Linked DNA regions of Mus musculus: region 2 is linked to region 1. Evidence: chromatin loops called from intact Hi-C (ENCODE). Cell type or tissue: left cerebral cortex. All regions are shown on one strand.

Evidence for each region. A loop is a pair of places that touch in the nucleus more often than their neighbours do. Peaks named below come from ENCODE experiments on the same cell type or tissue, not always from the same donor. Only the 100,000 strongest peaks of a DNase experiment are listed, where the experiment ranks them.
Region 2: it touches region 1 in a loop (2.8-fold over the local background); 13 of 42 quality-filtered maps call a loop at or near these places.

Annotation. Positions count from the first base shown.
Region 1 is chr7:118,762,402-118,770,401 of GRCm38, forward strand. Vps35l (VPS35 endosomal protein sorting factor like) reads left to right here. Exons shown (of 31, transcript NM_027815.4): 9 at 3,964-4,023. Among named protein-coding and RNA genes, the nearest start is that of Vps35l, 26 kb to the left of the region's middle. In left cerebral cortex, a CTCF peak has its summit at 3,840 (motif pointing right); DNase peaks (open chromatin) are centred at 3,912, 7,031 and 7,494; H3K27ac peaks cover 278 bases.
Region 2 is chr7:118,842,055-118,850,054 of GRCm38, forward strand. Knop1 (lysine rich nucleolar protein 1) reads right to left here. Exons shown (of 5, transcript NM_023197.3): 4 at 6,395-6,520; 5 at 163-4,040. The coding sequence ends at 3,729. Among named protein-coding and RNA genes, the nearest start is that of Iqck, 9.7 kb to the right of the region's middle. In left cerebral cortex, a CTCF peak has its summit at 59; a DNase peak (open chromatin) is centred at 3,274; H3K27ac peaks cover 32 bases.

The DNA of each region.
Region 1 (8,000 bases):
AGGTACAAAGAAGGGGCTTTGCTCTGGATGCCTGTAAGGTTTACTTGCCTCTATCTTAAAGGGACCACACCTCCCAAGAACAGTGCTGGAGCCCACACCTTTTACAGATGGTCCTTGAGGAGACAGTGAAGGTCTGAGCCATCGCAGGAGCGCAGCCTCTCTTCCCTGCACTCTCCCTGCCCTGCAGTGTCTGCCTCAGGAACTGGTACTGACACGACACATTCCTCATCTGGACAGCTAGGCGTCTTCTGCATGCACTGAAGTTCTCCACGGCTTGCCCATTTCCCTGTGTCTTCAGTCAGCACAGATCTGTCTTTCCTACATGGCAGTCACAGTGTCTCTGAGGTCATTGGGATTACCCTGGTTTCATACTTCTTGTAGGAGACAGAGTGATCTTTTAAGCTTAGTGGAAAGTTCTAGGCGAAGAGACTAATCTGAAGGCCCAGGGGCCCCGTGGCCTGGTGCGTAGCAGGGGGTGGTTGAAGGAGAACAGTTTGCCTGGCCCAGCAGCACTCTGAGCTGTAAATACAGTGTAGAGGCATCAGAAGGAACCTACAGGTGAGCTTCCGAGAGCTGGAGGTCAGATGGAGGCATTCATGTCTTAGCAAAGCAGAGTCCATGAGCTTACAGCACAGCACGTCTTGTCTGTAACCCTTCCAACAAGAAGCCTTCTAGCCTGCTGGAGATCCAAGAGTGCTTTCAGGTACAGCTGGATCTAGGGACTTGGTGTAATTGAGTTTTTTTGTCTTTCGGGTACTTTCTCTTGGGGTGACTTCATTCTCAAGATCATTACTGCTGATGGTCCCAGAGCGTGCAAAGACCTTTGGGTTCTGCCTCACTGGCCTGGCTCGGGTCATGATATCTGGCAGTGACATAGGCTGACTTCCAGTGCCTGAGTTGATGGCCCACAAACATGTACTGTTGTTGCCAGAGAAAGGGGAATGGGCCTGGCCATGATGGTGCTTACACATCTCCAGTTTTTAAAAATGGAGAGAGCCTTGCCTTGTCTGGATACAAATCCTGAGTCCTGTGGCCAGTCTCGCCATGTGCTGTTCTAGCAAACCTGTCTCTGCTGTCAGCGTGATGAGCTAGGGTTGGAGCTTCTTGCAGTTCAGGACCACAGGGCACACGGCCCAGGCATCACACATGATGCACGAACACAGCAGAAGTATGACAGGCATTTCAGTGGAGGCCATAGGCGCAGGCGGGCTGCTGGCTTCCCTGGCTGCTGCCTCTTCTTCAGTCATGTGTTTGAGATTCAGATTTTCTGCCTGTGAAATGGTGCATAGGAGACACTGAAGTGGAAACTTAAGGGTTCTTTGGAGAGTCAGTTGTGTTGGTTGGTGTTTCGCTGGAGCAAAAAAGGAGAGTTTTCTTGAAGTGGACACAGGTGAAAGGCTCAGGCAGCCTCATGAAGGAACTGAAGCAGATGAGTGAGAGGATGAGAGGTGAGAGGATGCTCTGCTAACGCTAGCACATGAAAGGACCCATGGTGAGGGGTTCTTCGCTAATGACACTCATGTACTGGTCCACCTTACACGTGTTCTTGAGTTCCATTTGTCCGGACTCCATAGAGAAACACACCAAAAACCTGGTGGCGTGCTGCAGTTTTTTGTTGCGTCCTCAGATTCATGGCTGATTGGCAGAGTGATGTCAGCTGAGACAGACGTATGTGCTGAGGCAAGACCCATGGAGGACACGTGATGTTTGGAGGGAGAATAAACGGAACTCAATGGACAGTGACGAAGGCTGAGTTGGCTTGCTGGTAGGGCTAGCTGCGCAACGCTTGTTGATCTTGCATCTTTGCTGATCTCGGCTTTCCTGAGAGAGGCACAGCTGAGAACTTCTGATGTCCCTGCTGGTGCAAATCCCTCCTGCTGCTGACTCCTGCTGAGGCTGGGGCCTGCCTGTCCCTGCTAGGTGGTGCCACCACTGCCGATTCCTGTTTGCTATCCTGACTCTACTGTGCTGCTGGTGTATCTGTGAAGTGTTTGCAAGTGGATCGAGCTGCCGCTGCTAACCTGTGAACTGAACTGCCGATTTCCAGACAACACAGATGGGAGCTGCTCTAAAGAACTTTTCTAAACAGGTCCACTTCCCCTGTATCTTTTCTTTTCCACCACCTCTGGTTGGTGGTGGGCTAGCAGAGAGGTTAAAGTGTTTAAGAACCATCATTTAAAATAGGTTTTGAGAAAAAAAAAATTAAAGTTACAGACTTTCTGGAGAGAACTACCTGAACGGACATGTAAGGAACACAGAACAGTTTTCTTTCCTAAATGCTGCTGGCAGGACATGGTAAATAATCGTGGGTAGTGCTGGGCACAGAGCTCATGCTCAGAGCGTGTTCACTGTCACCGCTGTGGTTTTCAGTCACGGTGTCTTCGATGTGTGAGAAACTAGTCAGGAAAAGAACCAAGGCTTGGGGAGGCAGCTCATGGAGCGAGAGGTTTCCGAGAAAGCGTGAGGACCCGTGCTCACATCCTCAGGAGCTACGTGAGGGATGGGCGGAGCTGGCTGTGGGAGGCACAGGCAGAAAGGTCACTGGGGCATGGTGGCTTCCAGCCTAGCTCCAGGTCTGATGAGAGTCCCAACACAAAAGAATAAAGGCAGAGAGTCACAGAGGAGACCCAACATTCTCCCCTGACCTTCATCTTTGCTCATGGACATGCGCAATGCAGGCATCCGTCCCTCCACACGCACACGCATGCAGAATGAACTCTAGCCAAGATGGTTATTTCCCCAGACAGTGTCTACCACCCGAACAAAAGAAAAACAAGTTATTTGGCCAGAAATGACATAGTTAGCAGCTGCTTACAGTGCGAGGTGTATTTCCTGAAGACTGTTTCTAGAGAGGTGGCAGGCTTTTGTATAGGAAGTAAAGGAGTTTGTAAGAGTCCCTCCCTCGGTGTGCTGTTCCTCAGCGTGCTCAGGGACAAGCAGTGCCTCTGTCCATTGTGTCCCTGTGGCAGAGAGGAAATGTCTCCCTCTCTCTCTTCACCCTTGTGATCCTGGGTTAGAAAAACATAGGAAGGAAAAGAGGCAGTGGGCCTGGGCACTGGCATTGGAGCACATTCCGTGAGGCTTCCAGAGTCTGCAGGGTGTGTGTGTGTGTGTGTGTGTGTGTGTATAGGGTGAGGTTCTAAGCTGGGCTTCTCAGTTTGGCTGTACACTGACATCTCTGACATATCTTGGCTGCACCCAGACCACTTCTGCGGGAGCCCCTGGGATAGACAGAGACATCACACTAGATGGTGATCTTTGGGGCTCCAGGGGCTCCAGGGCTCTGCCGCATGCTGGCCTGAGAAGTATTGGTCTAGCAGACACTGGCCACCATTTCTAGATACTCGGATAATTAGTGTCTTCCACACCTGAGCACGCACAAGGATTTGCAGCAATGTGGTCCAAAGTTCACATTCTAGTCACATTCCCCAAATCTTTGACTTTCAAAGCTCCAAGACGGGCCCAGGCCTGTGCGTTCCCAGCTACCACCCTGCCAGAGGCGATCAGCACCTGAGTGAGAAGAGAAAAAGAACCTGGAACTCAGGCCAGAGCAGCGAGGTGTCCCCACACTTCACAGAAAGTGCCCTACACTGGATTCAGCTCCAGCCATGCCCAGCTTAGGCCAGCAGATGTAAATAAGTGGCCGGTGGTCAGAAGTCAAGTCAGTGAGATCAGAGAATGAATATCTGACCCGAATCTTGAGGGCTACAACATTCTGTAATTATTTTTAACCTAACTACCTAGGTAAACCCCGTGAATTCGTGTGAAAATCAGCTTCCTCTTTGCAGGAAAAAAAAAAAACAAACAAACCAAGGCTAAAAGTGTGTGCCACTAGGTGGCAGCATACACTCACGAGTGAATGCCTGCTGCCAGGTGCCATTTTCCTGCTTCTAATTAGTAACATTTATTTAGTGTTTGCTCCTGTGGTGTGTGACGTCAACACCATATGTCTTCTTGTCCTAGGAAAGCTGGTCTATGAGCGCATCTCCTCGATGTGTGTGGACAGCCGCAGTGCCTTGCCAGGTAATGTCATGCTTCCTGGGCTTGCTGGCACCAGCCTGCTCAGAACCGCCGTTAGACGGTTTTAATCAAGTCGGGATTTATTGAAAATGGATAAGGTTTTTAATTCAATGTGTTGAAAGAAACGTGTTTGAAGTCTGGTTGTCTCTGTCGTCCGGAGCCATCAGAAGGTTTGCAAGCAGGCAAGTCATTAGAATGCAGGAAAAGGGGAGAGGGTGGAGTGAGACCTGGCTACAGGTCAACTTCTCTGCTGCTGCTCAGAGCCACGCTCCTGTTTCATATGGGCCTTTCTCTCCAAGAAGCAAATTGCTTAAGTAAAAACTGCGTATGTATGAAGGGATGTCCGATAAATCAATAGTAGCAGATGCCCCAGCTCCTCAGCCTATACATAAATGATGTTGGCGTTAAATTCATTGCCAATCAATTTTAAATTCCCAGGAGGTTCTAATGGGACAGGTGGATGATGGACTTGTGTTGTCACAGGAGCAATTGTGACGATGTGTTCAGATGCAGCATCTTCAGCTACGGCTTCCTTTCCTTTGCCCTGTTCAGCTCACACAAGCTGCAGCGGCTGCCTGGGCTGTCATTTCGTCCCTCATCCTGGTCCTGGCAGCGGTTCTTGCCCAGGGACAAGGAGACAGTGATAGTGGCAGTGACCCATAGTTTAACCTTTTCCCTTCCTTCTTCCCTGCCCCACTCCCTTCTCTCTCCCCCCTCCTCCTCTTTCCCTTCCCTGGCCCTCCTTGTCCATCCACCCAGATATCATCCATCTACCCTCTCAGCCATCCTCTATCTATCTCTCCCCCACATCTGTTTACCTGCCCTCCTGACCCCCCTGCTCCACCCCCATCTGTCTTCGCACTGACCATCCATCTACTCACCTGCCCATTTATCCACCCATCTCCTTAAAACTTTGATACAAACATCTCTCAGAAGGAAACAGCTGTACACAGCTTTAGGTCTATATGAGCCCTTTAGCCCTTGGAGCTACCTGGTCTCGCCATAGAAGGGTAGGCCCAGTGCAGAAGGGTCACAGCTGTGCCTGCACTGTCTGGTCCAGTGGCCACCAGCCCCGTGTTGCTCTTGAGTACTTGAGATGTGGCTGGCAAACTGAAATGAGTTCGGAGTATAAAAAGAAAAGACACTAGGTAGCTCGGTGTGGAGGAACATGCCTGGAATTCAGCCTATACCAGCACCCAGGAGACGGAGACAGAAGGATTGTGAGTGCAAAGTTAGTTTGGGCTCCGTCGTGAAATCCTGTCTGTAAACCCCCAAGGGCTGAGGGTCCAGCTCAGTGGTAGAGTGCTTATAGAACATCTCCAACACTGCAGAAAGGGGAAAGAAAGCAAAAAAGAAATGAGAAATGACAAAAGACACGGGATTATAAGACTTACTGCACATCCAAAGCCATATAAGCCACTAATAACTTTTCAGACTGGTCCCAGGTTAAGCTGGTGCTCCAGATGGACTGGGCCTCTGCACGTTAGTGTAATGCTGTACCTCCTCAGCCTTCTGTGGCTCGTACAGCAGTTCTGTGCCTCCAACCCGACCCACCCCACCCCCACACTGTAGTCAAGATTTTAGTGTCTCCTTCTGGTAAGTTTAGGAGCTTAGAAAGTCCCACAGAGGCCAGCCCTGTGGGAAAATCATCTCTGCTGGCCAGGGGTCTGGGAAATACACATTTATTTATTGAATGTACGCTCAGCATGTGGTTCATGGGTATCAAACCTCAGCCGACTGCCAGAATTAAACTTGTATGTTTTCTTTCGCAACAACAGATTTTTTTTTTTAAATGCATGCATGTCTGTGCACTACTGGTGTGCCTGAAGCCCTGTGTGGCCTGGAGAGGGGTGGGATCTGCTGGAGGCACAGGGAGTGTGAGCCGCCTCGGGTGGGTGCTGGGAAAGAATTCAAGTGCTTCACAGGAGCAGCGGGTGCCCTCAGTAGCTGAGCTCTCTCCAGCCCTACTAGCAAGGATTTCAAATCCTTTTCTGGGGGTGGGGGGGTCATTTGGAGAAATGGGCCAACTGTCAAGAACACTTGCAGAGGACCCAGATGGGGACTCACAACCAGCTATAACTGTAGTTCGAGGGCATCTGACACCCTCTTCTGACCCCCTCAGATGTTCACTGTGCCCCCCCCACCACAAATAAAATAAATACATTTAATCCCATTTCCTTGTTGGTTGGTTTTTGAGACAGGGTCTCATAGCCCAGGATTGCTTGAAGTCCCTCTAGCTGAGGATGACCTTTGAACTTCTGATTCTTGTGCTTCACCTCCCAGGTACTGGGATCTCGGTGTGGCCCACACCTTTCTGCTTCTCACATTGGTTCATATGCAATTGCTTATGAAGAACGAACTTTTGGAAGGAGTCCGGCTAGCGATGGCACCTGTAGTCCTGGAACCCCAGGCTAAGGCAGGATGCAGGCTAATCTGGGCTAACTTATCAGAACCTTGTCTCAAAATAAACACGTTTGTTTGGATGGCCCACCCGACCCTCAGAGTCATTTGACTTTCTGTCTACTACAGCCATTTCCCCAAACAACATGTTAGGCCCAAATAAGGAAAAAATCCCTAATTGGTCTTACCCAAACTCAAGTACAACATCAAAGGGTGTTTTCCTCATTTGAATATAGTAGTTAGCAATTTTAACTGGAATATTTTGCTTTAGCTGAGAGCAGTACAGATCAGGGTCTGTTTTGTTTTTGTTTTGGGGCAGGTTGCTATGTTGCCCAGGCTAGCCCAGGCTTTTGTTTTCTTGCAGTTGGTTTGGTCATTGTGTTTCCCTTTCCCTTAACATCTTCCCTTGATGCTTTCCTCTGGTACTGAGAGCCCAGAGGGAGAGGACAACTTGGTCCACAGTCGTCAGGGAACTGAGGAATGACTCTCAACTGAAACTAGGAGAAAAGCTTTGAATTTCTCTGCAGAATTCTGCCTGAAGAATTATGTGGGGGAGGAAGCTGGTGACATTTGCACTCATTCTTTCCGTCTGAATCAGTTCCCGGACTGGAGACGCTAATTCTTGAGCTCGTTGCCCTCAGGAGTTTGAACTGTGGTTAGCTCTCCTGAGTTTGGAGAACGCTAGGATATCTTAGGGTTATGCCAAGTACACACCAGGCCAGGCTCGGTGGCTCATACCGTAATCCCAGCACTCAGGAGGATCATGGATTCTGGGTTAGCTTGCACTACATGGTGAAAGACTGGCTCTGTTTTTTTTTTTTTTAAAAAAAAAGGAGGAAAAGAAGAAGGGAGATGAGGAGGAGGAGGAGGAGGAAGAGGAGAAAGAAGAGGAGAGAGAAGAAAAAAGGAAAAATTGAAGAAGAAAAGTAGTGTATGTTACTATGTAGTCATCCCTCCCCCACACTTCTTTAAACAGTTTTGACATTTATTTATAATGTGAAGGAGACAAGGCACACACGTGCTACTGTTACTGCCAGATAACAGTGGGAAGGCAGGGAAGATGTTGAGCATGGCAGGTGGCAGCAGAGGAATGTGGAACACAACAGAGAGGGGCAGACAGAAGAACAGGCACCCAGATAGAACAGCCCTCTGTCTTCTACTAATGTAAGGCTGGTCAGTTTGAAGAAAGTTAGACAACTGTTGTATAAACATGTCCACTGAACTTAGCCCACCAGTGGGGATCCTGGTGGCAAGAGAGGTTGCTCTCGAGGCCTTTTTTCTGTGCTGTGAGGCTTTTGACAGGAGGGTAAGCAGAAGCCAGCCATCTTGGAAGCTCACCATCTTCATTACCTAGTCACGGCTCCTCTCCCTCTCTGTCTGGCTGTTAAGGGTTCTGTCTAACCCTTCCTCCCACACCGCAGCAGCAAGCTTTTGAAGGTTACAGGATAACTTCTGAGACGCAATTTTCTCCTTCCATTGTGTAAAGTCCAGGGATTGAACTCAGGTTGTCAGCCATCTCATTGTCCCCCCTCTCCCTTCTTAATCCAGTGTGTGTGTGTGTGTGTGTGTATGTGTGTGGT
Region 2 (8,000 bases), 80 kb after region 1:
GGAACCTACTACTGCCTGTGAAAATACATCCAAGTTTGGCTCAGCTGTGTTTCAGGCTATACTGCCCTGGTGGCACATACTTCAAGTTGCAGCTACTTGGGAGGTGGAAGCAGGGTTGCTCAAAACTAGTCAGGGCAAAACACACACATTCAAAAGACTATATTTGTGCTTTAGGCATGGATTTTATTTATCTGAAATACTATACATGACTAACCTCAGAAAGTAGAAGTTATTAAGTCTCACACACACATACACACACAGCTTGTGTCTTTACTAGTTTAAGAGCAGAGTTACAGCCAGGTGGTGGCGGTGCACGCCTTTAATCCCAGCACTTGGGAGGCAGAGGCAGAGGCAGGTGGATTTCTGAGTTCAAGGTCAGGTTGGTCTACAGAGTGAGTTCCAGGACAGTCAGGGCTACACAGAGAAACCCTGTCTCGAAAAAACAAACAAAACAAAACAACAACAACAAAGAGCAGGGTTACTGTTGTATATACATTTGGGGCCAATCTGATGAGAATACCCTCCAGCCCAAGGAATTGATACAATTTCTTAAAACAAAAACCAAACCAAAAATGAGCAGATGAGGCGAAGGATATGGCTCAGTCAGTGGAATGCTTGCCTGGCAGACACAAGACCCCACATAAGACAGAGTGCCAAGGTGCAGACCTAGAACGGCAGTAGTTAGGAGGTAGAGACAGGAGGATCAAGATCTGATCAAGGTCCCCAGTTACATGTTTGAAGCTGGTCTGGGATATATGAGCCCCAGTCTCAAAAACAAAAACCAGATGCTAAAAAATGCCTTTCCTCCTGCTGTGAACATGCCAGAACCCAGAATGCACTATGGTGCTGTTCAAATACTCCCAAATGGCCTTTATTTCACCAAACTGTTTCTACTAAAATTATTTTATGTCACTTTCACTGTGATGCTAATTCTTTCAAAAATAACTGGCAAATTCATAAATAATCCTTTGTACGTTACTCTCCTGCCTCAAGGCTGCCCAGGATAACAGCATAAGCAGCTTACACTGGCCTGGGGAATTCCCACTGCTTGTGTTAACCTCGGCTTATCCTCACACTGGGTACACATACCACGGGGCTCCTGCAACAGTCTGCTGACCTGGGCAGAAGTGTTACTGACAGTCCAGTCTTTGAAGCCCGCCTCCACAAACAGCATCTACTTCCCCTGAGAAGGACATGTAAAGAGACTTTTAGGAAATGAAAAACAGGATGCCTCATGTCCATCTGTGAGTGATTCCTGGTTCTTATTCCTTTAAGAAATTACAAGCACAGTGACTTCCTGTGGTTTTACTGTCTTGACTGCTGTTGGTCAGAACTCACTGGTTTCTCTGGGCTAGGTCAAGGTATCCCCATGTCTAAGTTCTTTTGTGGGTACTCTGGTGGAAAGAGATGCTGCATGGCTTCTGTACGTTGCCTGTGATCTTGGCTTGTGGCCTTTTCCTTCCCAAGTGTCTTCCACACTAAATCTTCTGCTACGTATCAGTTAGGGAACTGTGAAGAAAAGAACCTGCTCAGGTTATCAAGGATCTGATTTCAAATCTATCTGATAGCCAGTGGTGGCTGGAAGCCAGGCAGCAGTGATGTATACCTTTAATCCTAGCACTCCAGGAGGCAGACAGGTGAATCGCTGTGACTTTTAAGGCTAGCATGGTATGGTCTTCAGGGCTACACAAAGAAACCCTGTCTCAAAAAAACAACAACAACAATAATAATAGCAGCATGTGATTAGTGACTTTAATTTCCCTTCTGCTGGGTATGTGTGTGTCCTGCCTACCATAACCCAAGTAGTACTAAGAGCAGGGACACCTGTGTCTGAGAGAGCCTTTTCACAGGTTAGTCTGGTTGTACATGTAGCCTCAGGGCAGGGCCTCATGGGCCCAAGCAGATATAGCACAGAAATCAGCTCAAGCACAAGTGTTAAGAATCATGAGATTTTGGTGACTGTTGGACAAGGATATTGCTTAAGTGCCACCAAGCTGGTAAGAAATGCCTGAGAGAATCAGTCAAGTTCAAGGTTGTGTTAGATCACTGACCCTACCTCCAGTGCCTTGGAGATAGACTACAGACTTCAATTCTTAGAGAAAGGTGGGCTAGTGGAGCACCTAAGTCAACGCTGAGGTACCAAGCTACAAAATCAAGTCTTTCAGCACTGAGGTATGTGTAACAGCTAAGAAAAAGATCTGGCTCTCACACTTTGATGACAGCTTCCAAGGCATATGTGACATAAGATAGAAAACCATCTACCACCCGTAAGATTGCCATGTGCAAGTTTTTGATGAGCTGAGACACTTAGGCTGGAATGTGACTTGTGGGGAACACAAGCTATTGGAGTTATGCAGATGGTTCCCAGAGTTCACCAAGGCCGAGGGAGATTTGTCTGGAAGTTGACTCAAATGCAGAATTCTGCCATTGACGTGACTGGAAGTGGTCTTTTCTGAATCTTGAGGCTGAATTGATGAGAAGCCAAGTTCATTCCAGGAAAGTGGTGTAAACAGGTCTTTGCCATACATATGGCCTATGCCCACAGGACAGGAACAAGGTAGGGGGCACAGCAACACCTCTGCTGCCCATTTGGCAGTACTGCACACCTCACCCTCTCCCTGGCTGGCCTGAGGGGCATCTCCTTACCAAGGGGGCTGATACAGGAAAAACTACAAAGCTGAATGACGCCATCACAGGTTCCCTGAGGGACTGCCGGAAGTTTCTTTAGTTGTAGAGAGGGTTTTCTCCCATCTCTGGAATGCTGGGAATTGTCTCTCATCTTCTTAGCAGCATGAAGGCATCAACACTGATGACGGTGCTGGAAGGATGAATGAATGTCCTGGCTGAGTGCAGCATCAAACACCTCCATCCCCACCCAGTGTTTCTGCCTGTGAGAAATCAGGCCAAAACAGGAAAGTAACCTTCTCTGAACCTTGATACCAGACTGCCAATAGCTGGTGGGAGAGAAAATCATGTCACATGGGTCTCTGTATCAGGAGCTCCATGAAGATTGCTGTGATTTGGGAGGGAGGGGTGGGAGGGTATGGTGCCTGCAGCAAAGTATCTTTTTCTCCACCCCTTATATGTTTGATTTCATCACACAAGTGTCCAAGGTCTTCTGTCTAGTGAACACAAACACAAAACATGCTGCTGAGAATCTGTCATGGGTCCATACGCAGGATTACCTACTGTCCAAAATGCCTTGAGATCCAGCCAATACAGCAGCATCAAATCCAAGCACAGCAGTCAGATGGAAGGAGGACGGCTGGAAAGAAGCCAGCTCAGAGGTACTGGCCACGTCTGCCTGCTGCACCACACCTGCCTCCTGATAAGGGAGAAGGAAAACAAACTTGCAAGTCATGGCATATCACTTGCTTTCTGCACTGATAATTGAGTGACTCTGGGTGATGTACTCTTGATGGCACTTAACGGAAGGTGACCCTAGGCCGTTTAATTACTTTATTTATCCCTGAACTTGATAGAGATGAGAACAGCACCCATTCCATAATTAGTGTAACAATGCAAGGAAAATAGTCAGGACCCTCCACGTGCCAACAACTGCTAGCTACTATTAAAATACTGTCACCCGGAGGTGGAATGTTTAACATAGAAAATAGGAGGCTTTAGCAATTCCTATTGGTCCTCAATAACTGCAGGTGACTATTTCAAGCCAACTTGACGGATGCAACTGATCAAGAAATGCAGTTTGAAGAACAAGACAATAATATTTAATCTTGCAACTTGATAGACTTGGAGGCATTCCGGTCAATGTAGAAGACCTTTCGGGCCTCAGAGTTAAAGCCCAGGCCAGCCCCGTGGCTGTACTTCCAGCTCATGGCCCGGTCATAGTCCTGCTGCAGACTCTGCTGGAGCATTTCTGAAGACTTTTTGTCCAGGGCCATGTTGGACCTGATAGTCATGCTGGGAGGGCGGCTGAATGACGGGGACAGATGCTTAAAGCCACCCATAAGCTTCAGGAATTTTAGCTTCTGTTCTTCATTTTCAAAGCCGGCAGTATCCCACTGGCCAAACTGGGTTCCCTGTGTGGAAAGTAAAAGGCTGTCATTGCCCTTGAAGACCAAAGCTTCCCTCACTCTCAGCCACGCAATGAACTGTCTCATTCAATATGGCTACTCATTCCCACATTACAGGTGAGGAAATGAGGCCTAGAGCTTAATGGGGGTGATAATATTCAGATGATTCCCAACTCGGGAATGACCAGCCTGAGAGCCCATCATTGGCTTCTAACAAATATCACTGCACACCAAGCTAATCTGTGCTCTACCTTCTCCCAACACATGGTGATAGCAAGAACACTTCAAGATCTCTATTGATTTTTCTGCTGCATGTGCTTGGCTGGCCACGAGCTTCCAGCGATCCTCCTATATAGCCTGTGTTGTATACTGATCCTCTGACTTTAAGCAGTTCATTCTGAGAGGGGAGCTTATTAAGACCGAGGAAGTAAACAACTCACTAAGTCTTAGGCAATCCTGAAACTTGGCAGGTTCATAAGGCCCCTCCCTCCTCAAGGCTACATAAGCAGTAAGGACTGCATGTCTATTGAACTGCCTGCAAGTCATATAGAATGCTCCAGTGCTCTAGCCTTCATGAGATGTCCTTCATGCTAGGGTAGACTTGGTAATGCAGCTGCCTTTCAGCTATCACGCTCTTCTAAGTAACCCATACAGGATCCTGCAACCTCAATTAAGCTGTTTATCAGGCTTTGGTGGTATCATTGCTTTGGTCTGACATTGGCTCCCTATGTGGAATGAGGATATGTTTTGTACCTCCATATATCAGTGTCACGCAACAGACTATCACTTCATAGGCGTTCTGAGATCACAGACACTTGTGCTATGTGTCTGGCTTTCACGTGGCTTCTGGGAATTCCAATTCAGGACCTCATGATTTTTTTTTTGTTGTTGGTTTTTTTTTGTTTTGTTTTGTTTTGTTTTTGAGACAGGGTTTCTCTGTGTAGCCCTGGCTATTCTGGAACTCACTTTGTAGACCAGGCTGGCCTCAAACTTAGAAATCCACCTGCCTCTGCCTCCTGAGTGCTGGGATTGAAGGCGTGTGCCACCTCGCCCGGCAGGACCTCATGATTGAGTAGCAAGTGCTTTAAGCACTGAGCAATCAACTTCCCAACCCTTCTCCTCCTCTCCGTAGTACAGAGCACATCATCACCCTTCCCTCATCCTCCACAGCATGGCACTCACCAGCAAGGAACTCTTCTAGTCTAACAAGATAAAGGTCAGGAAGCAGAGATGCTCTACTTATCACCAGTGTACAAATCCTTCTTGCTAGAAATGTGAGAACTTTCCAAGACCCATTCCACCTCAGGTTTGTAAGACTGGCTCAGGTCCCGAAGACTGAGTGACCCTGAAGTTATGCAGCTTGGGATGAAGCCCCACCTGTGTGGCTGATCAAGTCACAACCTCTCTCTCTAAGCCTCAAAGTCTTCTAGAAGATGGGCCAACATCTGTTGAACAAGATGCTAAAAACAGAGTATGTAGACTGGCCTTCCCTCCAGGTATGTGTGGTCCTCCCCTTTCACCCTGAATTCACTCCAAGTCCATGGCCACACCTCCCACACATACCGTAAAATTTTCTTCCTCTTAGTCCCCTTCCTACCTATGCCCTGCAGTGGCTCCCTCAGATCATCACCTAGTAGAAACTTCCCTGTGGTCCTGGACTGTAATGGTGTGACACATTAGCTTGCTCCTGCTACCCTGTCATCAGCCTGGCTTTTACAAGGGCTCAGTCTGAGTCCACTCCCACTTTTGGGTCCTGCATTTGCCACTGCCCTGTCTGCTAAGGACTAGTGCCACCATATTCAGGGTCTTAAGCTAAGTGTCACCTGTCCTGAGAAGCTTGACTTCTAATCATCTAGTACAGCACGCCATGCCAACAACCACCCTTCCAGGCACTACACAGAATCTGCTGAGGAGGGTCCTGTACACCTCCGCACACAGCACAGTGCCAGCCCAGTAGATGCCAGCTAGCAACTGAGCTTATGAAGCTGACTGAAGGCACAAAGAGGCAGTGCCACGGCCAGGCTGTAAAACTTAGGTGGCCAAGTCCATGGCCCTCATATCATCTCCTACCTTCTCAGATAGGGTCTGGATATTTCCCAAGGGTGCCTTAAGAGGTCTAGCCCCAAATCCCACTCCTCCTGCATGCTGCTAACAGCCTTCCTTGGGTACTTCCTGCAACTATAAAGACCCCCTTGAGATTAGCCTGCAGGTCACCCCATTGTCCACAACAGCCTAGGGGGCACATCTCAGTGGCCAGCTCCTTAGCAGCCCTTTAGAAGGAGTGAAGCTGGCTCAGACCAATTTGTGCCTAGTCAGCTGGGCACCTTAGGTTCTGGATAGCAAGCCCACAACAAACCCACCGTCCACTTTTTGGGTTCTGAAGCCTCTGTCTTGACCGACAAACCCACTGTCCACTTTTTGGGTTCTGAAGCCTCTGTCTTGCCCGACTCACGATCAATCTCTTCTTGCAAGGCCTTCCGTCTCACCTATGCAGGGACAAAATAAATGAGTAAATAAGCAGCTAAATAAAACGAAGAGGCCAATGAGACCCTGTTCTCTACTGATCTTACTGCTACGTAAAGGTGAGGCGGAAGATCAAGAGCTTTACTCTGCTCCAGTGCAGAGGCCATTCTCGTTAATAGTTGGTCCTCTGGCCTGAAACACTTGTCATGGGCACAATTTCTTGACAAGTGATTTTCCTGTAACATAGGATGATCCATCTTTACCAGAACATCCGGTAACAGTGATGTGTGGGAACTTGGCCAACTGAAATGCTGAGGCCCTCTCTTGTGCAGTGCATATTGTAGTCGCCTTCCATGAGGACAGCACTCCTTTCTAGAAACAAGCCAGACACAAGCTGGAATCCCAGCAATGCTGCTAAACAGGTCGTGCAGCCTTGCAAAACTCCCTCCCCCTTTCTGATCACTGGATCAGTTATCTGCAGAAACTGGAAAGCTTGACCTTGGGGAAGCAGCAGAGCGCAGGCGCGCTCCTGCGAGGCCAGCTCGGGCCTCTGCCGGCCCCAGCAGCCCACAGTGCACCACAGAAGCTTCCAGGACGTCTGCTTCCTTCTCAAGAATTTGGGTCCAACTTGGCTTCCCCTTTACGTGACGAGAACTTTGAAGTGAGGGTACTTTCCGTACAAGTCAAACCACACAATCTACAGCAGCTGCTGTAGCACAAAAAGCAGGGATGAGGGAAACAGGTGAGGGTCAACACAACAGATGCAGTGAGGACACACTGCGCCTCCGGTCTCAGCCACATACAGTGCAAGGAGCTAGCAGCACGCACGAGCAGCTCATTTATGACAGTGGGCAGGAGGATTCGCAGACATGTTATCTTCCCATTTTACACACAACCACCTTCCAGTATTTATGGGGAAAACAGAAGTGGAGACTCAAGGCCATCCTTAAGCCTCAGAGACACTTAGTAGGCAGAGAGCAGCAAAGTCCAAGAGCTCTGCAGTGTTGGGTAGCTGTGGCTGCTCAACATTTGGCTGTGTCCTAAGGGGCTAAGGAGACCCCAGCCAAGGGCTAGGCCCTAGGAGAGCTGGGGCCCCAAGGCTGGCCCCTCTGCATGCTGTCCTGGGCCACTAAGGCATTATTGACCTTGGCCTATTGAGCAGAGCACTCCTGGCCCTGCATGGAGATTAGGAGCCCTGAAGGCCAGTGGTCCAAGCCCACCCTGGACAGGCTCCAGCACATTCCCTGGCCCTTCCCTTGGCCATATATGCATAGCCCTCCTCCAAGTGCAGTTCCCTCACACCCACAGCTCCACTGCAGGTCTGGCACACACCATCTCTTCTGGGTGGCCCTCCTCACGTCTAAACTTTACTTCATCTTCCTTTTCTCCTAAGGTGGAGGTGGGGACCTAGGAGGCAGAGGACTGTGTGATCTCTATCACAGTGCTGCCTCAGCAGGCACCATGGGGACCAGGTGTTATCTATCTGGGCGCAGATATCCTTCC